4 separate regions of the Mus musculus genome follow, and all the other regions are linked to region 1. Evidence: chromatin loops called from intact Hi-C (ENCODE). Cell type or tissue: left cerebral cortex. All regions are shown on one strand. Links, peaks and the distances in the headings refer to the core of each region. The heading gives the core; the rest is flanking DNA.

Region 1 (7,923 bases), core at 2,924-7,923:
ACGACAGGAGTCTAGAGGTTGTGCTCGTCAGGGTGAATGATCGTTCGCTGTGAGAGATTTTTATTCCGGGGTGGGTAGTGTCTGGGGTGCATGTTCTCCCATGCTTGTGCACGTGTGGATACCTGCGTGGAGGCCTCAGGTGGATGTCAGCGTCTCCCTCCGTCGCTCTCCATCTTAGTTTTGGAGACAAGGTCTCTTTCTGAGCCTGCAGCTTGCTAATTTGCCTAAAACTGACCGGTCAGTAAGTTCTACTTGTTCTTCCTATGGCCACTCCCAACCCCCACTCCAGGAGTTCCTGTACCTGGCTTTTTTTTTTTTTTTATCATAAGTTCTGGGCACTAACCTCATGGGTTCGCAACCAACACTTTACCCACTGAGCCACCTCCTCAGCCCTGTTACAGTTGTCCCTAATCTGTCACACGGTCATGAGGAGTTGACTTCTCAACCCCCAAGAAGAATCCCGTTGGAGGAGGAATCAGGTCTTACTTTCCCTTTTCTGCCAGGAATATAGGAACAAAACGTGGTAGGGCAACCGTGACTTCACCAATGCCACATATGCAGTATACCTGATCGTGCTGAGAGTTCATTTGGAAGGAGGGACAAACCATCCTGAAGCTGTTGGGTCTTTGTCTGCAAAGCAGAAGTGAGGGCTTGTCTGCCTTGGGAAAGGGGCGCTGAGTCATGAGTCATTTTTCAAGTCTTATATGGGTGACTCGGGGGCCCCAGTGAAAACGTCTGAGTCACTTGCTATTGTCTGAGCATAGATAGAAGCACAAAAGCCTGACCAAGTTTTTTTTTTTCTCTGAATCACATGGCCCATTATGCCCAAAATGTTCTATGAATGCACTGTCCGTCCTCTCGAACAACATGACCACAAGACAGAGTAGCCATTGAGAACTGGTCCTGTGGCTATTGGTAAAACACCAAGGGGCAGCTGGCCATCAGGCCTTGGGGCACCTTACTGACCAAACTGGTCACGAGGCTTAATTCCCACTACTTAGCTAGGAGGGAAAAGGGCCTCCCTTCTGCCCGTAGAACCGTAAGCAGCCATCAGGAAGCCTAGGCAACAGGCCTGAGATTTGCTGAGTTCTGACTGGAGCTGGACTATCAGACTGGGCAGCTGCATCCCACCACCTCAAACACTGGCGGCTAAGAGAGGAGCCGTATAAAGGAGGCCTGCTGCCAGTTTAGCCTGGAGCAGAACCTTCAGTTGGGTTGCCATTTTAGGGATGGTGTGCCTGTGACTAAAATGTGGAAGTTCAGTGAACAACTCTGCAAGTCATTTCTTTGTTCAGAGTTTACTCATATTCCCAAGTCAGTGAACCAGAGCACTGCTGTGCGGTGGCCTTCGGTGCTACAAGCCACCTGTCTGTCCCTGTGGTCAGCTCTCCACTTGGGAAGCAGGTAGATGGAACACAAGCTCAGGGCGAGGCAGACACGAGCCACGGTCTGATGTTGGGTTGTCAAAATAAGCAGGACTGCATAGTCCTTGCTCAGTACAGTCCAGGCCCTGTACCTGGCATCCCACCTGTGCTATCTGACTGAATTCTTACAGCCGATAAGCATCATCACTAAAAAAAAAAAAAAAACATGTGGTTTATCAGTACCAAGTAACATGCCCAAAGCCAGGATTTGAATCCAGATCTGCTGTCAATAAAGCCTGAGTTACTGCACGGGGATGTTTCCAGCTGCTGACCAGTCTTGACCTTAGCTTCCACACACAAACCACGCCAACTGTTTCACCTTTGCTCAGTTTCTGTGTCTCATATGAAGTGACAGCGGTATAAGGGATGCTGCAGATGACCCGATAGCGAGCGAATGTTCTGTGAAGGACCCTTTCCCAGCATCAAGGCTGAATTAAGAAATGACAGTTCTTGACTCTCAGCCAAAATCTTGTTGGGCAGTGTGGGTTTGCACACCGGCTTCAGGAGACGGACAGGGGTCTGAGTAGAGCACCCCTGGTGAAGCTGCAGCCCTCACATCTTGTAAGTAAATAAAAATGGGCAGCGAGCCGGTGTTTCAAATCTTGGTCACCGAGAAAGTGTGAAAAGCAAGATGTAAACCCAGCCATTATCAAAGCTGAACTTTAGGCTGTAACTCGCCCAGCCTCCCTTTTGAAGTACGTGTGTGATTACATGTGCTCCATACTTGAAGCTTTTCCATGTGTATAGAGCTGTGTACGTGTGTGTGTGTGTGTGTGTGTGTGTGTGTAGACGTAGGCATATTTATACAAAGATGTATACACACCGAGTGATCGCCCAAATAAACCCCCTACTCTACCTTTAAAGTGTCTCTAGAGAATTAACCCAGGGGAGAGGCAGTGATACGTGAACCGTAAACATTCTCGCCTGTTGGCAGATAACCACAATGTGCATTCGTTCGCCTCCAAGAACTGAGAAAGGGGGAAAGAGAACAACCCACGGCAGAAAAACACACTAATCAAATCCACAATCAGCTCTGATGACGAAGCAAGCCTTCTAATCAAAACACAGTGGGGCAAAGCTGCAACAGGTTGTAAGCTTGGAGCTGGGCTTTTCCCAGGGGCCTCACCCACGCTTTCTTTTTAAACATCTAAAAAACGCGCACACAGGATTTCAATCACTTCTAATTTTTTTTTTTTAAGAAATAAGTTGCAGGCTGAACACGAGCTCCTAAAAACAGGAAATATCAAAGTATCATGTGAATCATCTCTTCCCCCTGCAACTGCTTCTTTAAAAAAAAAAAAAAAAAAAAAAAAGGCTAACCCTGTCCTTACCCCAAGAGGTCTTTGCCTGAATACTGGCCAGAGCCTTGTAGTCTAACACAGAGCGTATGTCTAAAATGATCACTTACATGGGGTCCCAGTTCACAACACATGAGAGACCAGAACACATGTCCTCTCAGGAAGGCCCTGGTGGCACAGTAGCAGGAAGAGGGTCAGAGGGACCTGACTGAGGCAGAGCAGCTTCCGCTGGAGGTTGAGAGCGAGCTGCGGGTCTGTAGGAGGCTCCAGGAGAGGAGGCAAAGGCTGACCCCTCTAACAGCTGTTGGCTTGCAAGTCATTGATGGTGGGGATGAGCAGATGACTGGTAAGTCACCGAGTAAACCGAAACGGGCGTGGTGGCACATGCCCTTCATCCCAGCACTATGCAGGCAGAAGCAGGTGGGTCACTGTGAGTTCAAGGCCAGCCAGGTCTACAGAGTGAGAGACCCTGTCCCAAAAGACAAAAACAAGAACGCTTTGCCCACGCTAAGGACAGTCATCTGTGTTGCTTCCCAAGGGTCAGTTCTGAGCCAGGTCCTGAAGGAGACGCCACCGGCTCCACAGCTTCTCAGGTACCCTCCGACAGAAGCCAACATGAACATCCACTGCCAAGCCTCTGCGCTTTCTCATACCCTGACCTAAAATGGAAAATGCTCAACGTAGAACATGTACGAGGGAGCATCCACTTGGGCTCTGCACTGCGAAAGGTAGCTCAGCCTCCTCTCCTTTGTTCTCCTCTTCCTCCTTCCTCCTCCTCCTCCTCTTCTTCCTCTTTCTCCTCCTCCTCTCCTCCCCCCACACTGGGCACTCTTGTCCACTGCTGGGGCCCAGCTCATCTCCTTCCTCCCCTGTGAGCCCCCTGGTCTTCTCCAGCCCTTGAGCTACTAGCCTTCCTTCCAGCATCTTGACTCCTCAGGCCCAGCACATCTTTAGCTCTCCCAGTGCTGCCCTCTGCTGGAAACAGACGTCACGCCTACGATCCAGGCTGCCAAGTCTTGTCCTCAGCTCTGCAGCAGCATGAGAGACAATGCTGGAGAGTGGGCGTGCACGGCACTGGTCCGGCACCTGATTGAGCTGAGATATCTGCTCTGCCACGCTGGACAGCGTGGATCAGTGGTGACATCTGTGGCCGGGATGCCTCAAGGTCTGGAGCTGACCAGCAGCCGCTGTGGCTCCCCGAGTCTAGCATGACAGGTAAGGGGTTCCAGTTCAAATGCTACTGACTCTGCTGCTCGTGAGGCCACTGACCTTTCATTTCCTCATGTGTAAGATGGGAACAATCACCCTTATCTCACCAGATTGTTAAGAGAATAAAAGAGAGTTATTTTGTGCAAAAAAAACCCAGAACAATCCCTGACACCTAGGAAGTACAAGGCAAGGGTGCCTTCTTTACTTTGTTATCTTAGGACATATGGTAGGATGTGGACACATACACCACACTTATTCTAAGTGCTCCTGTGGAGGCCAATGAGAACCTAACACACCAGGCATTCCACAGCTCACCCCATCCCCCACCTCCCTCTCACAGCGCCTGGTACTGTGCCAGGCAGAGTCAGAGGCCTGTCAATGCTCGTGAACAGGTTGGCCTCTTCTTAGAGGCTCCACCTTTTCTCATGTAAAGAATACTAAGTTTTTCTTAATACTCATAATTCCTGTGCCCATTTTTTTTAACAGGTGGAATCACTGAGGCCCAGGGGAGTAGTTAGTTAATGGACTAGGCTACTGAGCTAAGCATAGGTCAGACAGAAGGTACCACTGATAACCAACACTTTAAAACCTGGACTGTCAGTCACCCTGCAACCCAGCCAGTCTCCTGCCCCAAAATCCCCCAAATAAAAGAGAGGCAACGGCTCCATGGAGTTCATCATTTCCTGAGTGTCTTGTAATGATAAACATTACGTTTGGGAGCAGGAAATTACCAGGTGCTAAGTCAGCCCCAGTCCTCAAGCCATAATCGAGGGTGGATGTGCGCTGTCTGTCACCATGGGGATACCCTGTTCAAAGAAGGCAAAATCCTTTTGCCAAAGCCCCTTTGATGTCAGGGTGGGGCTATGAGTGCACGCTACATGGAAGAGCTCCTAGGAGACTCAGGGGCTGGCAAGGAGGGGCCCGCTGGGAAGCCAGGGCTGTCCACTGGAAGGTGGCCAGTTTCCTGAGCCATCCATCCAAACCACCCTCGTGATGCCCATGGAGAGTAAGAGAGGTGGAATGTGGGGTGATGGGGACAGAGGGAAACAGCGCCTCCAGGGAGTAGGGCCAAGTTAGCCACTCATGGAGATGTCTAAGAGTGAAAAAAAATTTTTTTTTTCTTAATGGAGAGAGTGGTGAATCACCTTCTCAGAGCCTGCTCATGGCAATCCTCTGCCACTGTTCCTCAGCTGAAGGGTCAACTGGGCACTAGCAGGCAGGAGTCTGGCTATGAATGAGCCCAGCGTCTGCCTTCCCTTCATTCCTACGGTCCTCCTCATCGGGCCCGAGGGCATGTGTCACATTCCCAGTCGCTGTTCCAAAACACCACCCACTTCACCCCCCACAGAGGAAGGAGGCACCCTGGTGCTCACCCTCATTTCAGAGCCCTCTGGACAAGGCCTGTAGCTCTAAGAAAAAGAGCAGAGCACACGGCCTAGCAGAGCCAGGACCCAGGAGCACTGGAGGAGATCTTGCCTTCCTCCCACACACCATCCGTCAGGGCTGTCAGCTTCCAAAAATGTTTAGCAAGTGCAGCATCAAGAGAGACACCCGCTGATGGGCGGGTGCGGGAGCTTGTGTGGGGAGGGGGCCTTCTCCGGCTCTGAGTTCCAACAGTCTGCCTCTGAGCAGCTTCTAGACCCAGCTCCTCCCTCAGAAAGGTTAGGAATGTGTTGAGCGTTAACCTCTGATCAGGGAAAGTAGGTGCCCAAAAGGTCGTCTGGTCTGTTGCTGCTTGGCCCTATACCAACTCAAGACTGCCTCCCCTTCTGGCTTCCCGGCTTCTCCTCTCCGGACTGGGACAGCCACAACAGTCAGGTCAGCCTGTCCCTAAAAGTCCCTGCTGACTGGCAGCCAAGAAAATACAGCATGGCCCTGCTCCCTCCTGCCAGAAGAGGGGGAAGGCGGCAGGGAAGGCAGGAGTCCAAGAGAAACTGATTGGCCCTTAAGGATTTCCTTAAAAGAGATTGCATGGCCAGGGCCTGTCACCCAGCCCAGTAGGGGGATTGCTTGCTCTGCCAGGAAAGGTAGAAGTCACCGTTTCTCGTTCAGCCATGCTCTTACCCACACCATCACCTCCCTAATCACCAGAGATACCAACGCTGGCAGCATAGACTACCCAAGAAGGAGGGGCTTAGCTACAGCAGCCATTCTGAGACAGCCAAGCCACCCCAGTTACTAGGAGTCTGTAGCAGCTAGCAGTTGGCAGCACCTGGCCAGAATCCCTTCTCCCTAATGATGGGGCAGAGACCAGCCATCTTCAAGCTAGGAGGAGGGTTAAGTTCAGGGCAACCACTCAGTATCCCTTGTCCTAGATCTCACAGCTGAGCCAGGTAGTACCCAACCCATCAAGGCACCAGGCCACTCCTTGGGGTTACAACCTGAGTATAGACACACATCACAACAGCAGATACCCATCCTCTTGGGGCCAAGCGCTCGGCACTGATGGCCCTTAACATTTCCAATGTCAGCATGCATTTTTTTGAAAGCACCCCTACACCTGCTCCAGCCCCATAGAAGCAGCTGGCTGCCAGCACGCCTTAGCTTTGCAGAGCTCCCCGGGAGAGCCTCTGGCACCCTGGCCAGCTAAACCCCTCCTGGCCACACCCACTGACCAATGTATCCTTCCAATCTGGCAGCATAAGGGGTATGCTTCCTCTCTCCAATCACATTATGGTAGCCTCTCCTCAAGGCAACCGTCCTCCTCCCTCATGAAGGATCATCCATCACTCCCACCCTGTAATAGTGCCCCAGCACATAGCACTGCTCACCTGGGTATCGAACCCGTTCTCCAGAGAGCTGCTCTTCAGCAACGGGAGCCCCTCCCCCGTCGGCTCCTGCAGCCCCTGCGATTTCAGGGGGATTTGGCTAGTGTAGGCCGTCTTGCTCACCTCCACCTTGCTTCCCAACTTAAGATAGCAGGGCTGAGGACCAGTCCGGGCCGGGGGCACGTGCAGGATGGGCGCGGCGCTGTGCACGGGTTTGGGCAGTCCCGATTTCATTTTGGAGGCTACCAGGATGGCCGGCATCTTCTCCCGGGGCTTTGGCTTTCCCAGCACGTCCCTGGCAGCGGCGGCGGAGGCGACCGCTAAAGGCAGCGCGGGCAGCCGAGTAGGCGCCGGGCCTCGGCCCGCGAGGCGCCCACCAACAGTGGAAGAAAAAAAAAAAAAAACCCAAAAAACAGAATCCCCGGGTCGGGGAACTGGGGAAATCCTGCGAGTGCGCCTGCCGGGTGGCGGGCTAGTCACTGCCCTCAGCAGGTCCCACCTGCGCGGATGTCGCAGCGGGAGGCCTGTTCAGAAGCTCTGGGTTCTCGGGGACCGCTGCCTCTGGCAATTCTTCTCCTGGGAAACCGAGGCGTGGACGCCCATATTAACTTGTCATTGCGTCTCCGAAGTGAGAAGGCTCCTTAGGAAGAGACACCGGCTACGGGGACGCACACGTCGCGCTCTGGAGCCTGCGGGTGTGAACCTTGGAGCAAAAGAGCAGAGGATGGGGAGACGGAGGACGCACGGAGCCCAAGACGTATCAACCGCGAAGCGGCTGTCACCCAGCAAACGCGCCACAGGGTCACCCGCGCCTAGGCAGACTCTGGGCGATCTCCGCAGACAGGTCTGTCTGGGCGTGACAGCCGATCACCGATGCTCACAAGCCCCTCGAACACCAAGCACCTGAGCTTCTGCGGCTCTGGCCATGCTCCGTGCGCTCCAGCGCAGCACGGCGGTGGTGACAGAGCGCGGGCACCAGGACGCGCAGCTGGCCAGGCTGGCAGCGCTGCGCTAAGCTGAGCTCGGGGGAAGGCAGCGCGGGCTGCAGGGCTGGACGCAGGGGAGGACCGGCTGCGGCGCGCGCTGACAGCCCGGGCCGTTCCCGCGCGCCTATTGGTTAGCCGCGGACCAATCCGCGGTCGCGACTCGCACTGCAAGGGGGCGTGGCCTCAACTCCGCGGGGCCGCCGCCGAAACTCTGGGGCCGCGCTTGGCCGCAAGTACA
Region 2 (7,957 bases), core at 1,682-6,681, 59 kb after region 1:
TTAGGTTTCAGGGATGGAACACTTCCAGAAAGTAGCAGAGCACAGTAGGAAGGAGACACAATGTGGACAGAGGCATGTCTCCAGGTACATACAGCCTTAGAGACAGCCAGCTGGTGTGGCATAAACAGAGGAAGATATGGGCACTGAAAACTGAGTTGAGTTCAGATCTGTAACACCCACCCACCCACCTTCTCTGGGCCACTGGTGATGGTTCTTGTTGGTGCTGCTGTTTTGTTCTTTAATTTTTGTGAACCAGATGCGTGAAATGACTTCTAGCTGCTCTGCAGTGTAACGTGGAAATGAATCAGACTCTCACCACAAAGAGCACTCACAGAAACGGAATTCTGGCCGCTTGATTCTGCTCTTCTGCCTTTCCAGGTCTATTAGAAGGCCACAGTGAGCTCTGGAGATGCTCTGCTTCAACCGTTCTCAACTTGCACCTCAGGCTGGACCCCTGCATCTGCCACGCCAAGTTCCTCTCCCATAGTCCCACTTGGACTTCTAGAAGTTCTGGCAACTAGATCAAAGCCAAGAGAGTTCTCGAGTCCCCCTTCTTTCTCATGACCTGCCCCTCTGCCATTTTCTGTCCACTTTCGGTGGCATTGGATAGTATGCCTGATTCTTCCTTCTCAAATACCTTTCATCCAAATCACAACGCTATTGGCTCTACCTGCTCACACATCCTACTCACATCTCAGACCTGCAGCTGTCACATGAGCCATCACACGTGTCCAGGAGACATGTCTCCCTTGGAGCAGTGCTCCTACAGATGAGTTCATGGGTTATGCTGGAGCCCCAGACTGTCCTATTTCTACTCCTCCTCCTTCTACCAGCAGCCTTTACTTTGCATCAACAGCCAGGGAGGACACACTAGCACATCTGATTGTATTCACTGCAGCCCCCCAATGTGTGCACTTGCAGCCCTGGTTTGCCCTACCAGGCTCTGCCACAACCACCTCTATGGTTTCCCTTCCTCTCAGCACAGGTGACCTCCTTTTTGCTTCTTCAGCACAGCCAGCCACCCTGGCCACAAGCCTTGGTTTCACACTTGATTAGCTAGCTGCTCTACTGATAAAAGCTGTGCCTGAGAGGTCCTCACACCAGCCAGCCTGAGGTGTTCCTGGGGATGGCTCATCTCCATTGTCAACTCTGGCCTCAAACCACCTGCAGTCTTCCATCTCCTCATAGGCTGGGATGTCCTGACAGCCCCTGTCAAGGTTCTGTGTTTTGTCATTTCTGTTTGCTATTTAGAGAGACACCTGGCCTGAAGCTGTGGGCTGAGAAGAGTGCAATGTGGAGAGTCCGAGTTGACGCTGCCCAGTCTCTGCAGGGAAAGCCACCCTGAGCCAGGTCTCTCAAAATGACCCCTGTCAGCTCTATCAGATGCATCAAGAGAGCTGCTGCTCTCTTCCTTCTCTGCCAGGGTCCCAAAGGAGCACAAGGCTGCTGACCCTTGTCTTTAGTCACCCTTGAATTGTCTCTAGGCAAAATGTGGGGTGGTGGGATGGCTCTGTCCAGGAGCGGCCTCCCCAGACTCAGCTCCCAGCCCTGCCAGAGAAGGGTTTATCACACTTAAGGGGTGACTTAAGCTCTGAGCCTCTGTTCCTGGTCTGTAAAATGGGGGTCATTGTGGTCAACTCCCTCACACAAGTACAAGTATATTCGAACCCACAAGAAGCTCAGGATGGGGCCTGGCTCCCAGGACACAGGCATAACCATTAGCTATTGATGTTATCCAATTCACAGCCATAGAGGGAGTAGGTTTTGCTACCAATTCTGTCCGTCTGTGTCTATAGTCGTCTGCAGATTCATGTCTATTTTCTCATATGCAAATGAGATACTCACAGCAACCTGGCAGGTCGATGCTCAGTGAATGGTAAGATGCTTGGCTCTAAGAGAGGCTTAATAGAAGCTAGTCCTGTCCCTTCTATTCCCCACTCCCCTCTGAAGCTTGTTTCTGCACTCACAGCACTCCTCTCTCTGCTGTCACACTGAATAAATGAATACGTTAAGTCAGTGCACGCAGATACTTTAAGAATCCAGGCTGGTACATTTCCCAGGTTTCTCCGCCATCCATCACGAAACATTAACAAGAGCACTTAGAGAAAGGCATCAAGGATAGAACTAAGCTCCTCCTCAGCTTGGTAGCTCTTGTGCCAAGTGTCACATGCTATTAAGGACAAGGGCAGGAGAGGCTGAGCTGAGAGGGGAGTCGCTAAGAGTGGCGGTGGGGTGGAGGAAGGATGGTGCCTGAGAGGCTGTGAAGGGCTGGAGCTTGCTGCTGGATAGCCCTCAGCCTTCCCTGGAAGCTTTCACAAACAGAAAAGCAATGTTCTGTAGACTGAAGAGAGACAGCAACACCCCAAATGCTCAATGGCTGAGCAAATTGTAGCCTGTGCAGATTACCCAGCATGTCGCAGCCTGGAGGGAGAGAGGAGTGAATTTCCATGTGCTGCCATGGAAGGCACCTGGTGAAAAGGAGAATGCTGGCTACAGTCCGGCTCTCTTTGTGCTGGGAAGTTCTATGGCTGTACATGAACACAGACACACATGGATGTAAGAGCAGGACTACAAACAGCAACGGGCACTGGGGGTAGGGGGCGGGGGGGGGGGGTGGGACTGGGCAAGGAAAGCAGCCCAGAGCAGTCACTTGGTGGGGGTAGGTGCTGAAACTCTGCTTCCCCCTTTTGGTTACATACAGGTCTCTGCTAGTGATTGTTTTGCACATGCATTGCTTTGGAAGATGAGGGGAAATGAAACAAAGTAAGAAAGGAGAAATTAATTCTGCAAGGGGCCTGTGATTGGGCCAAAGATCCCTCCAAGCCCTCTGGCAGCACTCCAGAGCCTGTTGAAGATGCTGAAGGAAGGCTTCCATTAGCTGGGGGGAGCAGAAGGGCACACAGACAGTATATCTGGCAATTGGCTTCTCTTAATAGGCTAACATGTTAGATTCAGCTCATGCATTGATTTAGTGGGTAAGATCCTTCTCTGTCCCAGGATGCTTTCACCACCCAGACTGCAGCTTTGCCTCTTCACTCAGGCACCTAGGACCCTTCCTCACAAGACCTATCCAAGTAGAGCTCCATCATTCTGAGATTGGAAAAAGGCATGTTTGGTTTTGTTTCATGACACACCCTGCCAGAAACGGTGTTTAGAAACAGATGGCATCTGCCAGGACTCCCATCTGCTCTGTCCTTCCAGGAAGGATGAAAATAGATGATGGGTTCATCTTCCCAGCTTCTGTTTCCAGAAGGATCCTCTATGGTCTTTTCAATCACTCAGGTTACCAATAAGATCCTTGTCCTGGGCGTTCATCTTGGTTGCAGTCACCGTTTGACATACTTTACCTAAGTACGTCTTTACAATGAAAGTTCAAAGCCAATGCAAGATGTTTCTTTGGTAGATGTGGACACCAAGGCCTGATAGGCAGAGGGTAAAGGGTGGGGGAAGCACTCTTAAATTCTAGGAAAAAAAAAGCCTCACCCCCAATGGTCCAAGGCCACTCTCTCCAGCAGATGCTCACTATAAACATGGCACACAGCCTTGCCAGGAGTATTGGCATCCTTGTCACCTGTACCCCAGGGATGTGCATTCGAACCTCTTTCCCCTTAGGGGCCTGGTAAACTAACAATACCTGAGTTTAGCTACCACTTAATCTACCTCCACACAGCCTGCCCCCCCCCCCGAGAAAACCCATCTGCCCTGGAGAATAGCCATGAAGGACATCTTCCAGAAAAGCTCCCCAGGGTTACAGTGGGTCCACACAATGTGCCTGCTCAGTAGAATGGAGTGGAATAGATGTTTATTTCAGGAGCCCCGAGACTTGGACTTAGACAATGATGCTTCGGCCCCTTGTGACCTGAGCAGGCAGATCTCCCTCTTTAGGATAACTGCACTAAGCACTGATTTACACAGAATAAAATGCACCATTGGAAGTGTTTCTAAAAATGTGTGGCTTCTGTCGCTGCTGCTGCTGCAATCCGGATATAGGTGTTCCCGTTACCCCAAAGGCTCTCTGAGCTTTCATTCCTAGAGCTTAAATTTCCCTTTTATAGAATTTTGCACAGATGGAATTATTCTACATTCAGATTTTCTCCTTGGCTTCTATCTCCCAGTATAATGTCTTTAAGATTCATTTATGTTACTCATGTGCCTGCCTGCAGGTTGGTCCTATTCATGGCTAGATAGTATTTCACAGTTGAATGTGTAACAATGAGTATATTCACTTTTTAATTGTTGGGCACTTGGCTTATTTCCAGTTTGGGCCTATAGCAATTGAACCTGCTATAATCACGGGTGAACAAGTCTTTGTGTAACTGCCTGTGCTGGTATTGTTTACCTAAGTCCTTAGTTTGGAAAGGTTCAGTCATATGGAGGTCTGTTTCCTTGCTGAAGGCATCCATGGTAAGATACCACAGTTGAGAGCTTTGGAGCCCAGAATTCTAGAACCAGAAGCACCAAGCTCCTTCCAGGACCTCTCCAGGAGGACTCTCCTCTCCTTTTCCAGCTTCCTGCAGTCCCTGTCCCAGCCCTCAACCTGGGCAGCACATCTTTATGTCTGCTGTGTGGAAGAGACCCTGGGAGATTCATGTCTCTCCAACCACCAAAGAACCCAGTGAACTGCCCAGACACATGTCCCTGGGCCCAGTGCTGATATAGGACATGTCTGAGGCAGGACAGTCTACAAAGTATTCAGGCTGTATTCTCTCCAGGACCCACGAAGCAGCTGTGATCTATAGCTTCTGCTGAGAAAATCCTCCCACTGTGGCTGATTTCATGCTCCTGTGTGCCTGCATAGAGGAGTACATTGAAAAGAATTATGCATAGCAAACCAATATGTGCTATTTCATCTGCATGCCTAGCCTGGGCCGTAGCAGAGCCGAACGACTCCAGTGGTGCAGGCAGCAACAACATCGCTGAGAGTGATGAGTCTGGGGGATTTACAACCTTCATTTTTTAATGTAAAAGCATCTACTTGTCAGGCAATAAAATTTAAATTTTAATAATAACTGTCTTTAAAAAGTAGCCCACAGGATTCTTGGAAAGTGAGCAGTCAGCTTTTGCACTGGAGTATAAGCCCAGCTCTAGTATCTACATGCCACACCACATCAGCCACAGTGCCTAACAGAGAGGCCCCATGAACACTCACAGGGAAACTCACCAGCCACCTGAATCTCAGGGTTGTCATTCTATATAAGGAAAAGACAACCACTATCTCACTGAGGGGCAGTCAAATGTTGAAGTCCTAGCACCATGTCTGGCCCTTAGTAGTTGATCTGTGAGCATTCCCAAACTTCTGGATCAGACATTGGAAAAGAGAGGGATGGAAGCCATATGAGAGACCCTCATCTCAACCTTTCAATAGTAGGAAGGGTAGGTCAGATGGTTGGACTCTCTCCACCCATTCTGTGTGTGTCAGTGGCTAGGCTCCCCACCAAGAATTGATTGGCTGCCGACAAGTCCAGGTTCAGAGCAGAAAGATGCAGGTACAAGCCTGTTCCTTGCTCCAATCCCTTGTTGCAGAAACTAGCCAAGCGACTGGGCCTCCCTTAGACAGATGAGACCGATGCTGTCTGCCTCATGGGGTTATAAGGATGGGGGTGATGCTGATGTTAGCAAAGAGGGGCCCAGGTTCCAGCTGTCCAGCAGGGGTTGATTTTGTCCTGCAGTTAGGGGTTTAGACTTGCTGGCTTGGGAGGATGGAAGAGGTGGAACCATACAGGAAGCAAAGGGGAGATTTAACCCCGGGTATGATCTGAAGCCCCCTCCACAGTTTGCCTTGGTGACAACAGTAAGAACATCAGCTTCTCTATGTCTACTGGGAACCCATCTTCCTATGGAATACAACGTGCAGGTTTGTGTGTGCTTAGCCCTGCTCTTAGCAGGACTGTGTCTTCTGCATGCCCCTGGCAACAGAGCAATGGGACTCTCAGCACACTGACCACGGCAGGACAGCAGCCAGCACAGCTAAATGCACAGCCCCAAAGGATAAGTGCCAGTGCCATTCAGCCTCTATTTGGTGCAGAAGGAGCTGGCATATCTGAGAATCGCTGCCACCTCTCTGTAGCAGTCTACAAGTTGGGGTGGGGATTTCTTTCTGCAGTGTCTGAGGACAGATGAGCCACAAAACAAGTCAGAACTGAGTTCAAGTCCTGGTTCCACCATATTCAAGAGTGTGACTTTTTTTTTTTTTTTAAGTTACTCCACATCTCTGGATGCAATTAAAAGCACGTGCTTGGAACACGGCTGCTGTTTGAGAATTTGAGCTGATCTCTCGCAAGCCTCTCAAGCTACTGTCCTCAACTTGGAAACATTCTCAGACACAACCCGTCCTGGGAAGCCCCTCCCCCCAGGCTCTGCCCTCTAATTCTGCCGAACCTAAGGTCCCTTCTGGCAGTGTGGGGGACACGGCACCCAGGACTGTAGAGATTCAGGTCAGACAGGCATCACCTCTCTCCATTGCTTGCCATGTGTGGTTGCCCAAAGCCCATCTGCGTAAAATTTCCAAAGCAGGGAAGCCAGCCAGCTGGGTCTCTGTGGCCTGTGACAAAGGGGCCTGTTGTAATGATAAGAATATTTGTATCAAAGATAGACTTCCCATCGCACATCTCCAGTTTTTCTCATAGCCCCTCAAGGTCAGTTGCAGACCATCAGAACACAAGCCATGTCTGATTCCGGTGACCCCCAGAGATGCTGGGTGTGCATTTTCTGGCCTCTCTCAGTAGGCATTAGCATTTCTGCTGACAGGGCTGAAGGCTCAAGCCTGGGCCTCTTACTTAACCTAATTTACAACACCGTGGGATAACCATCCAGGTGGGTTCAGGTCTAAAGACAAGCTTGGGGTCAGGTGCTGTCCCTAGCACAATGCCATATCACTGTCCTGGCAGCCAGTAGGACTGTCAATGACACCATGGTACATAGAAAAACCTATCTAAGTCCGCTGTCCCAGCCTCAGTGGATCATTGGAGTCAGATTTGGGTTTTCTATTTATGTCCTGTTGTTTATAAGCTGTGTGACCCTGCAAACCACATGACCTCTTTGTGCTTCCATTTCCTTAGCTGCAATAGCTCTTTCTATACCCAATAAGAGTTGTAGTCATGATCACACGAGACATGCTTCTGAGTCCAGTAGCAAGTGACTGACACACACATAGTAAAGGCTCAGTAAATGTTAGTTCCTCTTCTTACACCATCAGCCATTGATATTCCTTGTCATACTCTATTGATAATTAGTTACCAGACTAGGAGAGTCTATTCTATTCTTACAGCCTTGAACTCCTACCAGAGTTGGATGGCTAACCTTGATTGTCAGCCTGACTGGATTGAGCGATACCTAGGAGATTAGTAAAGTAAACGGTGGGTGTGTCTATGAGGGCACTTCCAGGGATAATTGACATGTGCGACAGCGACTGAAGGGGAAGGACCTTCCCTGAAAGTAGAAAGCACTGTCTGATAAGCTGGGAGCTTGGATAGAACTGAAGGGAGGAAGGGAGAAGGCCACTGGTATAGGCATTCTCCTCCTATTCTGCTCCTTGACCATACGAGGTGAACAGATTTGCTCTTCTGCACCTCTCCAGCAAGAAATTGTGCTACCACCAACTTGACCAGAAACAGTTGTCTAGGCAACCATGCCCAGAAACTCTCAAAGCTGTTGGCCAGATAGATCCATTCTCCCCCCTAAGTTGTTTCTGCCTGGCGTCTCAGTGATAGAAATCTAACACATGACACTGTGGCAGACATCACTAATCTATCCCTTCTGGGGCACACAAGGCACTGCGGAAGACATCACTTATCTATCCCTTCTCTTGTAGGCAGAATTGCAGTCCCCAAAGAGAGCCACATCTTAACCTCTGAAGCCTATGGCTGTGTTGCCTGGTATGGTGAGGAGGACTGTGTGGGTGTGATTAATTTAGAGACTATGAGATAGGGTGCTTATCTTGTATTATCTCAGTGAGACC
Region 3 (7,957 bases), core at 1,657-6,656, 120 kb after region 1:
TGTGTGTGTGTGGGGGGGGGGGGAGGCGTGTGCAGAAAATGACATGCATACTGAGATGCAGTGCTCTGTGGGAGAGCGGGAGGTGTATGGGGTTCTAAGGAGGTGTGAAGGGGTGTGTGCTTGGGTTGGGTGCTGGGGTCAGTGATGGGAAATCCTTCAGCACTGGGGAGGCTCTGTGAGTAGGACCCTAGAGGGCATGAGGGAGGGAGGGAGGGAGGGATGGAGGGAGGGAGGGAGGGAGGGAAGGAGGGAGGGAGGGAGGGAGGGAGGCTGTGCAAAGTCTAAAGACAGAGAAAAGGGATGTATATTGAAAGGCCTGAAATAAGCCCCATGGACAGTGAGTGACTGATCGTGGGCCTTAGAGCCGCAGCTAATGACAAAGTCTGGCCTGTTTCACAGAGGGCCCTGCAGCCACAGAGCAGTGGCAGTAGTCCATCCCATGGACCAGGAGGCAGAGCCCTCAGAACTGATGCCCTTTCAGAGCCTGCTCATCTCAAGCCAGGCATGTTATCTACCCCTCTGAGCAGAGCTGACTGAAGGGAACCCTTATGGAAATGTGGGGATGTGTCTGCAGGCTGACTCCAGGGAACAGGTTACCTTGCTCCAACCCCATGTGTGGAAAGCCTTAGTTTGGCTCTTTGGGGTTGGGTCTTCCCTCAGGATCATGCTCATTAGCACTTCCTCTCCCTTTCCAGCCATGGCTCCACCCTCCCCAGCAAGTCAATCAACTGGGTCATTTGGCAGCCTCCTCTCAAGCTACAAGAAGTCCAGTCAAAATTAAAACAAAACAAAACAAAACAAAAAAACCCAGTTGCCCGGTCACCCTGCTCCCAGTTCCTGGAGTGACTGGATGTTTCAGGAGGACCTGGGAAGCTGTCAACAGAGATAGGCTGGACCTGGATAGAAGGGGAAATATTTATTTTGCGGGGATAAATATTACAGAAAAAAAAAAACTTTCCATTCTCCGGGCTCTGACGTAGATTTTTTTTCTTACCAGGAAGGAATCCTCACTGCCTAAAAAAGGGCAGCAAGAGAACTCGTAGGTGCCTTTCACAAACCGTGTGCCTCCACAGAGTAAACCAGCACACTGGTTACAGCTTGAGTGGAAGTGTCCCCCACAGGCTCCTGTGTGTGAACACTTGATGTCATCCCCCCGGCCCTGCCCCCACCGAGTGTGGTCCTCCTCTTTTGGAAGTTTGTGGAACCTTTAGGAGGTGGGGCCGTGCTGGAGGAAGTGCATCACTAGGGAATGGCCTTAGGATTTTGAAACCTAGCCCCACTTCCTGTCCACTCTGCTTCCTGTCTGTGGATACTTGGTGACCAAAGGCGCACTTTGTGCATCCCCTGCTGGGACAGACTGCTTCACCTTATACCATGAGCCACAGGAAGTCCCACCTCCCTCAAACTGCTTCTTGGTCGTGCCATAAGAAAAGTGACCGAGGTACTGGTTAGTTCATAATGTTGCACCTACAGGGTTGCTGGAAAGAGAGGCCCACTGGACAGGCAAACTTTATATGCCCCAGTACAGGGGAACGCCAGGGCCAAAAAATGGGAATGGGTGGGTAGTGGGGGGGGGGCTTTGGGGATAGCATTGGAAATGTAATTGAGGAAAATATGTAATAAAAAAAATTAAAAAAAAAAAGAAAGAAAAGTGACCGAGACAGTACCTGTGTAGTACGTGGGAAGTCTTATCTTATGAGTAATGAGAAAGCACACGTACTTGAGCCAGGGCTGCCTTAAGGTGACCATGGCAAGTTATCTGGATTTTTCCAAGCCTTTCTCTGGCTCTGCAAAGTTCCTTAGGCATGCTACCCAGGAGACTGTCTCCCAGGTTCATCAAGGCGGGCTTTCTTTTGCCACCCTTCCCCCACACCTCCCAGCCACGTTTCCTCATGCCCAGGTGTTTTCAAACACTTCAATCTGCCTGCCGTGGTGGCTGCCAAGGGGGACAGGTAGATCTTAGCAATGGAGTCCTTACAGAGCTTCCAAGCTTATGGGTAAACCTGAAAGTGAAGGTGGATTCCAGACAAGCTAGGTTCCCCCCCCCACCCCCGCTGGAAGATTTGGATGAAGATCTCAGGAAAGGGCTAGAGTCCCCTTTCCTGCCCCAAACACATGCCAGTTCAAATGGCCACCTTAGTTACCCTGCATGGGAGTGGCCAAGCCTCACCCACAGGCCACTTATAAGAGAACTCCGCAGTATGAGCAGGTCAAGCCCAGCTCTCAGGAGAAGAAGAACAAGACACAGGGGCTCTTCCTCAGCTACCACTGAATACCAGGGCACCTGTAGTATTTCTTCAGGAGAGGGAGAGTCCCTCAGAAGGAAAGTGACATGTCTGCATGGTGCCACGTGGACTGCATGACAAGGCAGGGTGAGAGCTTGCACACAGCCAAGGCTTATTACAGTGGTGTCCCCAGGGCTGGGGGCTGGGGTATAAGGGGGATGACGTTCATTGTGCTGGCGCCACTTTCTGTGGGAAGGAGAGGACGGCACCTCATCACTCTTGAACAATATGCTTTTCCTAGTCCCAGATAGCCAGGTGACATGTGTAACCAGAGTGTCCCCTCCTCACTTTTGCACTGCTGGGACATCCCGAGCGAGGCGCCCAGGTCTTCAGGACAGGCATTTACCAGCAGGAATGTCCTCCAGCCACGGCCACAGCTCTCACCAGGCTGCTGCTGAGGCCAGGGGGAATAAATGGGGATTTTAGTCCTTTGGAAGGTTGGGGGAATGGAGACCAGCATTTTCCAGGGTTGAGGCAGTGTGGAGCAGAAGGAAGGCTTTAGGGCAGACAGAAGGGCTTACTGGACTTACAGATAGGCTCAATCAAACATGCAATGATTACCTTTGTGCCCATAAGTATGCTAGGCTCTCAATAGGTGGAAAATGCCATCATCTTGGTTGTTCACTAGCTGTGTGGCTCTGGGCAAGTCACCTGACCTCTCTGAGCCTCAGGCTTCACCTCTATGGGAGGTCTCTGAAGCGCTGGGTGTCTGGTGCTGAGGAACACACAGCAGGTACTCCAGCCATGGGCTACCTTATCCCCTCTTTTAGAAAATCGACTGGTGAGTGGAGGGCAGGCACGTCCACCCTAGCACCCCACCCATCCTCACCCTTCCAACTGTTTTAGCTAAGAAAGTTTTCTGAGAGCGCTGGGTGAAGTGCCTACCACAACTCTCCTTCAAACAGAACAGGAGGCCCCCACTCTGGAGCTCCGCCAAGAGCCTTCTCAGAAAGGCACGACAGCCAGCACTCTGCCCACGGCCTGCCAGGGCCAGACTGGGTGGTGAAAAATAAAATCTAACGAGGTGCTTCTGAGCCCTCGGGAAAGAGACTCATGGAGCGGCTCTGAGCCTGGCTTCTGGGCAACCTGGGGGAACAAGCTTTCAGCCTGTGAACATCCCCAGATATTACTATCAACAGTGTGTGCATGTGTGTTGTGTGCTGTGTGTGTGTTGGTTCTAGAACAAATGCTGATCCCAGCCTCCCCCTCCTCCCCAGAGAGCCTCCCACTCTGAGGATCCCTGAGCTCTGCTCTGAAACGCGTGTTTATGCCTCCCTCTTCTGGTCATAATTGTCATTGCACCCACCCAACCTGCCTGCAGAAGTGGGTGAGCCGGACTTGAATGTCTTACCTGCTTTACCTATCTCCCTTGCAGGAGTGGATGCTGGGCTGGAAGCTTGGCTCTTGTATGCTGCCTTGCAGTAGCCTCATTGACTGCCATATTGACAGTAGGAACAGGGAATGGCTCCAAATAATATCATAGTACCAGCTAATATTTATTTGCTTAATATTTCAGGATTGGTGACTATGTATGCTTAATTTATTTGTTTGTCTGCATCTCTTTATTTACTTAGTATTCGTGGGGAAGATTTGTTTCCCTCATGCCAATGAGTTTTCTTGATTTGTATTCTCTTGTAACCCTGAGGAGGTTTTACTTTCGCCATATCGCTACAGAATCCAGAGCTGAAGCATTCGGAAAGCAGCACACTGCCAGTATACTGCTGGGATTTGAGGCCACATAAGCCTTAGGCCAGGGAGGCTACACATTTCAGTGGTGGCTCTGTGACTTCAGAGCACATGTAGATAGCTAATGGTGCTTGTTAAAATGCAGCTTCCAGGGCCCAGGGGGTCCATGTCTGCAGTAAGTCCTGGAATATGCACTGTAGTACACACAGGGATAATGTCACCCTTGATGTATTGATTCCATGGGTGCTTTTACAGGGACTCAGGGCATCTGGAAAGATCCAGGGCCCAAATGCAGAGAGGGACAGGTGGGTAATTGACTCTGGCATAGGAGGGTCCCTCTGTGCTTAAATTCTGCCAGACTGTGTTGGTCTTCTGGCAGCTCAGAGATATATCAGGTGAGAGGAGGGGACCTCAGAAGTGATGGCGAGCAGGAAGGGACTCTGACCAGACTGTGGGATTGTACAGGTTGCTTCTCTCTGCTCAGACTGTGTGTTTCCTTCTCTTCTTTATTTTCCTCTCCCTGGTCTGCTTCTGCAATCTTCTCCCTCTTCTCTCCCTCCCTGATCCCTAAGAGTTCGCAGCATCTTGGGTATCTAGCATCTCACTTTCTGCTCTCTGATGTCCCCAGACGCCAATCAGTGTCTCCTCTGTGTAGGTTGAACACACTAGCAGGCCTTGCTCTGAGTTTTCACCGGGACAGTATTTGGGGACTCAGGCTGATGAATTCTTGCCAGCCTGGGCCCCTCACAGTTTCCCTTACAGATATGACATGGGACTCAGTTTTACATGGTCCCTTCCTTCCTGAGATTCCTCAGGTCAGCCAACTCTGGGCTGGCCATAACCAGAGCATGGCTCTGCTTTCTTTTTAGCATCCTGTCCTGATGCTGATTTATCATCCACCCCCAATCCAAGCTCCAGGGCCACAGAAACCTGAAGCTGAAAAAGAAGAAAAGTAGTAAGCAAGAATCGAGGAGGTAAGGTGAAGTTCAGCATGGCTGGCAAAGTCAGAGGCTATGTTAACGTCTTTGCTCTATCCTATAGACAGCCAGGGCCCCAGAGATGTCCTAAAGACACCAGGACCCCAAAGATGTCCTAAAGATGGAGAGGGCCCCCAAAGATGTCTTAAACACAGAGAGGCCCCCCAATGGTGTCCTAAAGACCGAGAGATTCCCCAAAGATGTCCTAAAGACTAAGAAGGGCCCAGAGATTGCCTAGAGACAGCCAGTACACCAGAGATGTCCTAAAACAGTGAGGGGTCCCCAAAGATGTCTTAAAGACTGAGAGGGCCCCAGAGAAGTCCTAAAGACTCCAGGACCCCAGAGATATCCTAAAGACAGAGAGGGCCCCAGAGATGTCCTAAAGACACCTGGACTCCAGAGATGTCTTAAAGATAGAGAGGACTCCAGAGATATCCTAAAGACACCAAGACCCCAGAGATGTCCTAAAGACAGAGAGGGCCCCAGAGATGTCCTAAAGACACCAGGACTACAGAGATGTCCTAAAGATACCCGAACTCCAGAGATGTCTTAAAGATAGGACTCCAGAGATGTCCTAAAGACAACAGGACTCCAGAGATGTCCTAAAGACAGAGAAGGCCCCAAAGATCTCCTAGAGACACCAGGACCCAAAAGATGTCCTAAAGATGGAGAGGGCCCCCAACGATGTCTTAAACACAGCAAGGCTCCCAAAGATGTCCTAAAGACTGAGAGGTCCTCAAAGATGTCCTATAGACCAAGAAGGCCCCAGAGATCGCCTAAAGACAGCCAGTACACCAGAGATGCCCTAAGACAGTGAGGGGCCCCAAAGATGTCCTAAAAACAGTAAGGCCCCCAAAGATGTCCTAAAGACTGAGAGGGCCCCAGAGATGTCCCAAAGATAGCCAGGGTCCCTGAGATGTCCTAAAGACTGAGAAGGCCCTTAAGACATCCTAAAACAGTCAGGGCCCCAGAGATGTGCCAAAGATAGCAAGGGCCCCAGTGATGCCCTAAAGCTTATAGGAAGGTCCCAAGAGCTACTCTGATTGCCAAAGGGATTTCCCACCATCCTAGAGGGCTGAGGGCTGATGTTCTAATTGCCCCTTATGGGCTTCCTATGTATAGATGCTATATAGCTGAATGGACAGTAGAGACAGGCTTGGCACAGGCTCCATACCCATCACTTGACAGAGGGTTATTATTTTCACTAGCTATCCTCTGTATAGAAATCAGTAAAATGGGCACAAAATTGCTGCTATTAAGGGATGGGCTGGAAGAACAAATGAATGAATGGAGGAGGCAGAGGCTTTTGTGGAGGCTGTGTGGCTGTGTCTCTGGGTGGGGTGGTCCTCTCCTCTGTAGGGCAAAGAGCAGTGGCAAGGAAAGCTCAGAGCAGAGAGACATTAGAGGGCTCAGATCACCTCTCCAGGAGGCCCCTTTGTCCTCCCCAGGGAGGTCAGCCTGGGCAATGAGGAAAGGTCTCTAGGGAACCCTGTGCCAACCTCAAGCCAGGCACACTCACAGGCTGGCTATGGAGTCTTCAAGTCTCTTAACCTCTATGATCCTAATGGGGCCAAAAAAGGGAGTGGAGTTCTCACATCAGAACCTCCGTGAGTGGTAGGCAGGGGGACCTGAGCTTTGAATAGCTCCAGACTGGGGAACTTGGTCACAGCAGACCAGCTCATATCTCAGGACTTCTCTAGCATCTATCTCAGTTAAACAGGGTAGGGATGAGTGAGTGGCTCCTCAAAGTCTGCCAATGGCTGGTGTGCTCTTAAGCTATTGACTGACATGACAGAGGGAGAATGTCGCCCAAGACTTTGGTGCTGATGAGAGCTGAGGTTGGCTGGATGCCCTGGATTCCTGAACCCCACATGTGTTACACCAAGGTTGGACTCAGTAGGCAGGAACCAGGGCAATTTCCTGACTTTTTTCTAAATAACAGAGGAGCCCAGCATTGTCTCTGTTCCCTGATGATCTGCCTGGTTTCCCTCTGCTGACTCTAGGGACACTCCAGTCATGCATGGCTATCCACTTGCAGATATCTGACTGGGCCAGGCTGTGGCATTACAGAAGTAGAATTAGACATAATTGTGGCCAGAGTGAACCATGAAGGGGGAACTCTGTTCTGTGTCAGCTATCTGAGATGCCTCCCTGCCTGATCTTAGGCTGAAGGTCATGCTGGGAAGGTGGATGAGGTGCCTGTCTACCCAGAGTTTACCAGTTATGCCGAGTGGAAAGAATCTGTGGACAAAGAACTCTCCAGAAGCCCTTGCAGATGGTCTCCTCTGCCTGCTGATGTACCCCTTTACATTTAAAGGCACCAAGGACTCTATTGTTTTGTTTGACCTAATGTTTCAATGGCTTTCTTGTTCCTGTGACCAAAATGCATGGCAAAACCAGCCTCGGGGAGGAAGAAGCCATTCTGAATCAAGGGTTCGGTCCACAAGGGAAATTCAGTTTCCAGCCATCAGCGCACTAGTGGGCACCCAAGGCAGAGGCTGCTCATGCCAGAGGGGAACTGGAAGCAGAGAGCATGATAGGTAGCATGGCCCTAGTATAACCATCACAGGTTCCTCTTAACGGTTCCACAGTCTATGGGCTGGGGAAGGCTCAGCAGGTAAGGGCACATGCTGCTCGTCCAGAGGACCCAACATTAGTTCCCAGTACCCATATTTGATGGCTCACAACTGTAATGCTAGCTCCAGAGGATCTGAAAACTTTTTCTGGTTTCTGGTGGCATGGGAGCACCCATGGTGCTCATGTGCATTCAAGAACACGCCTGTAAATAACAGTACAAAATAGTACGGCCAGCAATGTCGTAAAGCATCAATCTGATAGGACATTTCTACATCACAGATCAACCTGCAACACTGAGTGTCCCCAACTCACTTAATGTGGGAACATCCTTTTCAGTGAAGTCCCCTCCGTAGAAAGGATCAGTGTGACAAACCTACCTTCTGTCTGGCCCCACTTCTCTCATTTCCTGATGTGTGAATATGCAAGGCAAGA
Region 4 (7,957 bases), core at 1,768-6,767, 100 kb after region 1:
CATGGTGATTTGTTGAAGCAATAAAAACCCTAAGATAAGATATAAGTCTTGGTACCTATGGGCTGAAGGGTACTTTGTGCCCAGGTCTCCATAGGATGCACCATAGAGGAAAGGAGAGCCAGCAGCCACCTGCCATTTGTCCACTGGGTTCATGCCTACCCCATGACTGCAGGCTTCTTCATCCTGTCTTATCCGGCACAAGTGAGCAGGAAGCAGACCCAACCGAGAGGATTCCAAGTTACATCACCCTGTGCTCTGCCTATATTGCTGGTCTTTGCTCTCAGAAGTTCCAGCAGCCGCTGCAGTCTTGCTAGGCCCTTGTTTTCCAACAGAGGTTTTCATTCCCCGGCCTTTCTCATTCTGGCTCTGGGCAGTGCCAAGGATCCTCCAATTTTGCTCTATACTGAATGATAAGTGGCTGTCACTTACTATGTTTCTTCTATGGGCATTATCCAAAACTATGGAGTCTATGAAGACACAAGATAATAATCTAGCATGCTCTGTGTGACTATGGCAAACATTGCTAATCAACCACAGTACGCTTCCCTTTGGAACCCAGCTCTGGGCTGCCATGCTCAAGTGTGTTGGCTCCTGGACTGGCTTGTTTTTGCTATTTTGGATTAGATGTTCTCTCATTCGTTCTGTGTTTTGAGCCAGGATCTCAGTAGCCATAGGCTGTTCTTGAACTTGAACTTACCGAATAGCTGACTCTGGTCTTCAACTCCTCAACCTTGTGCTCCTACCTTTGAATGCCACCATATTCCACTTAAAACTTTTACATTGCTCTTCGGTAAAAGCAACTTATATGATGGATGTGTAACTAAAAATGCCTCTCTGGAGGAACCCTGTGCTCTGAATTCAACAGGCATGCCTTAGAATTGGCCTGGAGTCTCAGACAAGGGAATAGAACTGAGGAGTAACATAGCCAGTCAGTCTTTACACACATATTTACTGAGCCCCTACTGTGTGCTTAATGCTGCTCTGGGGGGGGGGGCGGTTCACATACAGAGGTATTGACAGTCTTTGTGACCACCTAGGTGCTATTCCACTATATTTAATCTCTATGGCATCAGTTTCGGTCCATTTGTTGTTCTATACATAATATCCTTCAAAACCCATGTTACTCTTCTTCCTTTCCACCAAGAAAGGTCAGCCATGGACTATAATGGGAGGGAGAACTACATTCTTTTCATTAAGATCTGGGTGTGCCCCAGACTTTCTGTGTTAGCGAACTGCCTGTTAACCTGACTGACACACTTGCTATGTGATATCAGGCTCCTTGACACACCTGTCTAGTGCATCTTCATGGCTCCATGCCTGCCTTTGGAAAGAGTTCTTGTGTCTTGGGAGGTAAAGTACTTGCTATGTGAACACGGGACCTGTGTGTCCTGCTCTCTAGCATGCATGTAAAAAGCTGGATGTTGAGGCATGTCCCTGGAGTCCCAGAGCTGGGGAAACAGACAGGTGGATCCTAGGAGTTCACAGGTTCGCCAGGCTAGCCAAGTTAATGGGCTCCAGGTTCAGTGAGACTGTCTCAAAAATAAAGGTGGAAAATTAGAGCAATTACGGGAGAAACTTGATATCAACTCTGGCCTCCATACGCTCACATACATGAACATGCACACATGTACACATGTGTACACATACATATACACACACATGAACACATTCAGTTCTTGAACTCAGGTCCCCAAGGGAACCTTTCACCAGCTGAGGTCCAGTCCCACCTCCAAGTCAAATGCTTCCAATTTCCTTTCCTAATTTTTGAGACAGGATCTCACATGACTTGGGATTATCTTAAACTCACTATATAGCTAAGAATGGCCTTAACTCTGGACCCTTCTGCTCCCACCTCTCACATGCATGGTTTAATATGAGTGTATCACTATGCCCAACTTCATGGAAGAGGTTGTTAAGAGGAATTAAAATGCTGTGATAAAACTGATTTTCCAAGTGTGGTGGTTTGAATATGCTTGGCCCATAGTAAGTGGCACTATAAGGAGGTGTGGCTTTGTTAGAGGAACTGTGTCACTATGGAGGTGGGGCTTTGAGGTCTCATTCATATATATATATATTTTATATATATATATATATGTATGTATGTGTGTATATATACATATATGTATATGTATGTGTGTATATATATGTATGTATGTATATATATACATATATGTATATGTATATGTATGTATGTATATATATATATATATATATATATATATATATATATATATATATGCTTAAGAAGTCTGGCCAGTGTGACATAGTCTCTGCCTGCCTGAAGAAGATAGTCTCTTCCTGACTGTTGGATCAAGATGTTGAACTCTTGACTCCTCCAGCACCATGCCTGCCTGGATATTGCCATGCTTCCCACCATGATGATAATGGATTGGACCTTTGAAACCGTAGGCCAGCCACAACTAAATGTTATTCTTTATAAGAGTTGCCTTGGTCATGGTGTCGCTTCATAGCAATGAAACCCTACGATACCTAGTCTGATAGAAAGCCAATACCTCCTCCAGAACACCCCAAGCATTGTCCCCTTCCCTGAAGATCAGTATATGCACAGGATAATCCTCCAAGCAACCAGAACCCCTCCATGGAGGTTCCAGCCCTAGCTTTCTGTGTGCAAGTAGAGCAATATCCACTTGACACTGAGAAATTAGCAAATAACAGAGGCCTAGCTTCCATCTGGGTCAACAGCACAAGTCAGCATGGCGAGGCCCATTCTGAAATTTCCTAGCTTTCAAAGTCAGGCCATCTATATGGAACAGAATACCCAAAATGACCCAGTTAGAGCCAGAGCCAGCAAAGTGCAGGTTTCTGAAGACACAGATCGGTCTCAAGGCCCAGCATGGCTGGGCTGGCTTCCTGGGCTTCATTACTTCATCACAGAGCAGAGGCCAGTCAGAGCTTCCTGTTCTCAAGGCAGAGCCCACCAAGGGCCTGTAGTCAGCCAAAATGAACGATTCCCATGCAAACTCTGAAAACTGTACCTAAAACAGGCCCTCTGGAGGGAACAACAACTTACACTGACATGGTCCTAAATACACGGTATATACTGTTGCGTTTAATCGTTGTTACCTACTAGGAAGGCTCTGTTTCCCTCCTGTCTCCTATATAAGGAGAGTAAGGTGTGGAGAGGGGAGCCTATATACTCAAGGGTACATGGTTCAGTGAAGACCAGGGTCAAGGGTAAAGATTTAAACACAGATCTGCTATTATTCTGTGTGTACCGTGTGTTTCAAGGAGCCTCACTCTGTGCAGCCACATGAGCTGTTCTGAGAAGGACAAATGACTGGAGGTCCCACAGGACATGTTGTTGTCAGTAGGAACCAATGAGGGGAGCCAAGTCTGGGAAAGCATTGCAGTGTTTCAAAGAATCAAAACTCCGAATCCCTACCACTGGATTTACAGCTCAGGTTTCCATGACACCACTTTCTGCACTTACATGTGGAATGTAACATTTGTGGACATTTTTGGCCTTGTAGATCTGGGGCTAGAGGGTCACATCTGGCCAGATGGGGTTGCTTTTTTTTTTTCTTCTTATTGACTGTGACCTTATCGGTTCCTTGGGAGGTGAGTTGATACCCAGCAGAGTCTAGATGGCTGCCAAGTCTAAATCCTCTCCTGGCTGGCGCTTTATGGAACAAGACTGCCAACCCCCATCCCGGCTAGTAAATCCTGTGAGAACAGAAACAGAGTGCCCCCGAAACGCTTGGGGGCATGCCCAAGACTACTCAAACATCTGAGACAATAGTACGGGTACCCAGAATGTAGAATTTTGACAAAATAGAAATCCATCCCAAGAAGTAAAGCCTCACAGCAATGTACGTGCAGATGTGCAAGCTGTCCAGTGTGTTTCTATACAGGGACTATAGAGGCAGACTCACAACCTCCCATCTGTGAGCCACAGTCATCACATCTGTCAAATGGGTATAATAACTTAGTGGGGCTGTTACAAGGATTTGGCATAATTTAAGTAAAACCCTGTTTTTTTTTTTTTTATTGAAAATAGATTTCTTTCATTCAGTATATTTTGACTATGGTTTCCCCTCCCCCTACTTGTCCCAGTTCCTCCCCACTTCCCCCTCCCCCATCCAGATCTACATACTTTCTGTCTCTCCTTCGAACACAGGCATGTAAGGAATGCTAATAAAATAAAATAAACCAAACAATTTGGAGTAAGACAAAAACAACTAAACAAGAAAAAGAGATAAGAAGCACAAGAAACAAATACAGACCCAGAGACACACATCCGCATACATAGGAATCCCATAAAAACACGAAACTGGAAGTCATAATAAAGACGCATAGGGCCTATAAAAAATGCTCTAACCTAACATTATGAGGCAAAGAATCTCCAAAGATGCCGCTGAGTTCATTTTGTGCAGCCTGCCCTTAAGAGTAGTTTCCCCAGCGATGGTTCCTTGGAGAAAATTAAACTTTCAAAGTTAGCTTCAGGTTAGATGTGGGGTCATGTGTCCACTTCTCCTTTCAGCTCTAGGGCCTGTCTGGTGCAGACCTCTGCAGAGCCAGTGCACGCTGCCTCAGTCTTCCCGAGTTCACATAAGTGCCAGTCCTGTTGTGTCTAAACGGCCAAAATGTGAGTCCTGATATCTCTGGACTCAACCCCCCACCCACAACTCTACTCCTTGGGAAGTTCATGTCCTTTTAAACTCTCAGTGACAACCAGCCACACTCTGAGAGCAGACCTGGCTGGCTGCAGTGGCCTGGTGCGACCTCTGGGGCTAGGAGGCTTCCACTGATGTCTTGCTGGCTCTCTTTTCTCCCGCAACATCAGCATCAGCATCAGCAGCACCTTCTGCAAGTGAGCTGTTAGGACAGCAGCCTGCACACAGTGTTAGCTGATGAAAATCCCAGCTCATGAGAGCTAATGGCGCAGCAGTTCTGGGAGGGTACACTAAGCTCGAGATGAGGACGCTGCTGTGAGCATCACTCGCAGCCACAAAAGGAAATGCTGGCCGAGGACGTGGGAGCAGGGCTGGCTGGCTGGCAGGGAAGGGCGTGTGGCTGGATTTAACAGCAGGGGTAGGAAGCATTTGTCTTATTGTAAAATAGATGTGCATTTGGGAGCAGAAATGCTCTCCCTCTGCGGGCATGAAAAGCCCTGAGCTAAACGAAATGCTGCCGATTTTGAGTCTATTTTGGGCGCCTTGTCGCTAATTGTGTGTTTCCGAGGCCTGTGCACATGCTGCCTGCTCAAATAGTTCCAACAATGGAAGTGGAATGAATGAGCATCCCCCTGCTGCCATTGTCACAGCACAAGCAGTCCCCAAGGCCAGCCAGGCCCAAGGTTGCTCCACTCTTCCCTCCCTTGATAGGTGCCCACACCCTCCCTGTCCCCACAGCACTTGCTGGAACCGACTGAGGCTGCCTCCCCTGTGCCAGGAAGCTATTTACAAAGGAAATAACTCTGATAAAAGGGATAAAAATAGCTGGCAACGATGGAAAACATTTTGTTGAGCGATCCGTTGACACGAGGGGAAATGGAGCTGTGAACAAGATAGGTGGTGACAGACACAGAGGGAGAAGTAGCCAGGCCATCATAACGCAGGAGTAGCTGGGATAGGCAGGTAGCAGGAATGGCTCACGTGGATGTTAAGCCCCAATCTCTGCCTCTAGTTTCTGCTTTTCCTTTAGCCTTAGAAACGTGAAGGAGGGCCAACTGCAAGCCCCTTCCCTGGGATCTATGTCTGTGGATGGGTGCATGTGTCATGTGGGAGGACACCAGGCAGGTGCTGGGCTTCTGGAGTTCAAGGCTACCAGTGTACCAGAGCCATCATGTTGTAACCCCGTGACCTTGGACTAGCTGCTTGACCTTTTCTGAACCTCTGAGCCAGCAGGTGACAAAGAGAAGCATTAGGCCTGCATCATGCCCTGTGGAAACAATATGTGCACATGACACCTTTTCTGAGCCATGGAGACATTAGATCTATCTAGTTCTCTGGACCTACCATGGGGCTGTGGTAGAGAGGAGATTCTGAGAAAGTCACAGTCTGCCCTTCTGTCTCACACAGGTAGTGAAGAAGATGCCCAGCTCAGGCAATAGGTCCAGGTTTTCCAGATCTTACATTGGAAAAAAAAACCTTTCTAACAAGTTAAATACATGCAAACTAATCACACTCAGATATTTGCATAAATTAATAAGCAGTAAGTATATAGCATAGCAATTTAAACACAATATCCCCAAGTGGCTATGTCAATACACAGAAATGTGAACAACAGCTATTTCTGGGGGGGGGGCAGAATTGTGGGAGGTTGGCATTTTCCCCCCAAATTTTCTACAATTAGTATACAATATGTATTTATTTTTTTAATCGGAAAAGAGGCAGATGAGGAGGACAAGAAGAGAGTTGCCTCGAAATATCACAGAGAAGAGGAATCTGGATACTGGCCTCAGATTCTGCTGAGAGCCCTCCTGGGACTGAGGAGTCTGAGAGTCACCAGGTTTCATGCCTACTTCAGTAAATGCTCAGGAAAAGAGGACGGGAGGTGGAGGAGGTTGGGGAAGAGGGAGGTAGATAGGTAGATAGGAAGGGAGAGGAAGGCAGGGGTGTGTGTGTATGTGTGTGTGTGTATGTGTGTGTGCACGCATGTGTGTGTGTCCAACATGATCACTTCCAGCCCCAGCCTCGCTGCTTGGGAAGAGGGATCATTATGGAACCCACAGAAAACTTCCAAGGCTGGCCCAGGGCTGCTTGGCCCTCCAAGGCAAACATGGATTTACAGCCTGATGCATGAGCGATGGATGGAGAGTAGGCAGGGATGCAGTCTTTCCTGAGCACCTGGACTGTCTGCGCCACAGAGCCTCTTCAAGCAGAGAAGAGTGACCTGCCTCAGCACACACCAGTGTTAACTCCGCACCCATGGCTGTTCTGCAGGAGGTGGCTGGGGTTACCACTGACATCCAGGTAGGGTTTGGGAATATTCTCAGTTTCATGTACTTAGTGGCCAGGCCAAGACAAGAATAAAAGATCTTCCAATTCCCGTCCCTCATCCTCCTGTGATGGAAATAACCTCACACACTGCCCCAAGGATTACATGGTCTCCCCTTAGACCGCAGGGTGTTGGTAAACTGAGCCCCGTTGCTTAATGTGGGTCTACCCAGATCTTTCAGACAGTCAGGGCACATCCACCAGCTGCTTGGCCATTAATTAGTCTGCCACCCCCTTGGGTGCTGAAAGCAAATCAAACGCCTGACTCGGGCCCTTGCCAAGAGCCACCCCCACAGCAGGCAGGTGAGGAGCGATGGGCCTTCTGGCCCTGCGTGATGCTAGCTCAGAAACCACCCAGGGTGGCTCCCTGACAGGCTGGAGGAGGGGAGGACAAAGATATCACTTTCTGTCCTTGGGCTTTGCCACCTGTGAGCAGGTGAGCCTTTTTGCCCCGCTGTGCCCTGGATGCTAAAGCTCAGGCCAATGAAAATGAAGTAACAAGCTTTAGCCAAGGCTGGTTGCAGGGACAGCTCTGTACAGGTCAGCTGTTCCTACTGATGTCACCTGCAACAGGTAACTTCTAAACTCAGGGGCCATCAGCGAATCCCCCCTCTCACATGTAATCTACCATCATTTTGAGACCTACTGTGTGCCTGAAGGTGTTCTGTGCTTGGAGAAGAGGTGAAGAATCAAGTGTCCACAATCCTTGAGAGATTCTAGCAAAGGATAGGTAACCAACCAAATGAATGAATGAATGAATGAATGAATGAATGAATGATACCAGTGTCAGATGAGGTGCTAAGAAGATACAAATGGAGGGTGGGGAGGTGGGGTCTTGAAGGGAGTAATGTCATGCTTTGAATATGAAATGCCCCCCACCCCAAAGGCTGGAGTCTGAAATGCTTGGTCTCCCTCCAGTGAATGTCAGAACTTCCTCCAAAAGTGAAGCAGGTGGCTCTGAGACATTTATTCTGAGAAGACACCATGGCTCCTGGGAC

Evidence for each region. Peaks named below come from ENCODE experiments on the same cell type or tissue, not always from the same donor. Only the 100,000 strongest peaks of a DNase experiment are listed, where the experiment ranks them.
Region 2: it touches region 1 in a loop (4-fold over the local background); 8 of 42 quality-filtered maps call a loop at or near these places.
Region 3: a loop joins it to region 1, with 6 times the contacts of the local background. A loop is called at or near these places in 16 of 42 quality-filtered maps.
Region 4: it touches region 1 in a loop (4-fold over the local background); 15 of 42 quality-filtered maps call a loop at or near these places.

What each region holds. Positions count from the first base shown.
Region 1 is chr7:49,245,978-49,253,900 of GRCm38, reverse strand. It overlaps Nav2 (neuron navigator 2), which reads right to left and starts at 7,712. Exons shown (of 39, transcript NM_175272.3): 1 at 6,703-7,712. The coding sequence starts at 6,960. In left cerebral cortex, for the core only: CTCF peaks have their summits at 3,705 (motif pointing left), 4,972, 5,863, 7,848 and 1 weaker place; DNase peaks (open chromatin) are centred at 6,040, 6,606, 7,296, 7,821 and 5 more places; H3K4me3 peaks cover 5,000 bases; H3K27ac peaks cover 4,823 bases.
Region 2 is chr7:49,185,621-49,193,577 of GRCm38, reverse strand. It overlaps a transcript of Nav2 not described here. Among named protein-coding and RNA genes, the nearest start is that of 9130015G15Rik, 27 kb to the right of the region's middle. In left cerebral cortex, for the core only: no CTCF peak of the experiment used is centred there; DNase peaks (open chromatin) are centred at 2,321, 3,178, 4,009, 4,689 and 1 more place; H3K27ac peaks cover 3,187 bases.
Region 3 is chr7:49,128,532-49,136,488 of GRCm38, reverse strand. All of the region lies in intron 3 of 9130015G15Rik (RIKEN cDNA 9130015G15 gene), which reads left to right. It also overlaps a transcript of Nav2 not described here. Among named protein-coding and RNA genes, the nearest start is that of 9130015G15Rik, 30 kb to the left of the region's middle. In left cerebral cortex, for the core only: a CTCF peak has its summit at 3,563 (motif pointing left); DNase peaks (open chromatin) are centred at 3,266 and 3,521; H3K27ac peaks cover 582 bases.
Region 4 is chr7:49,143,419-49,151,375 of GRCm38, reverse strand. All of the region lies in intron 3 of 9130015G15Rik (RIKEN cDNA 9130015G15 gene), which reads left to right. It also overlaps a transcript of Nav2 not described here. Among named protein-coding and RNA genes, the nearest start is that of 9130015G15Rik, 15 kb to the left of the region's middle. In left cerebral cortex, for the core only: a CTCF peak has its summit at 4,755; a DNase peak (open chromatin) is centred at 5,049; H3K27ac peaks cover 1,533 bases.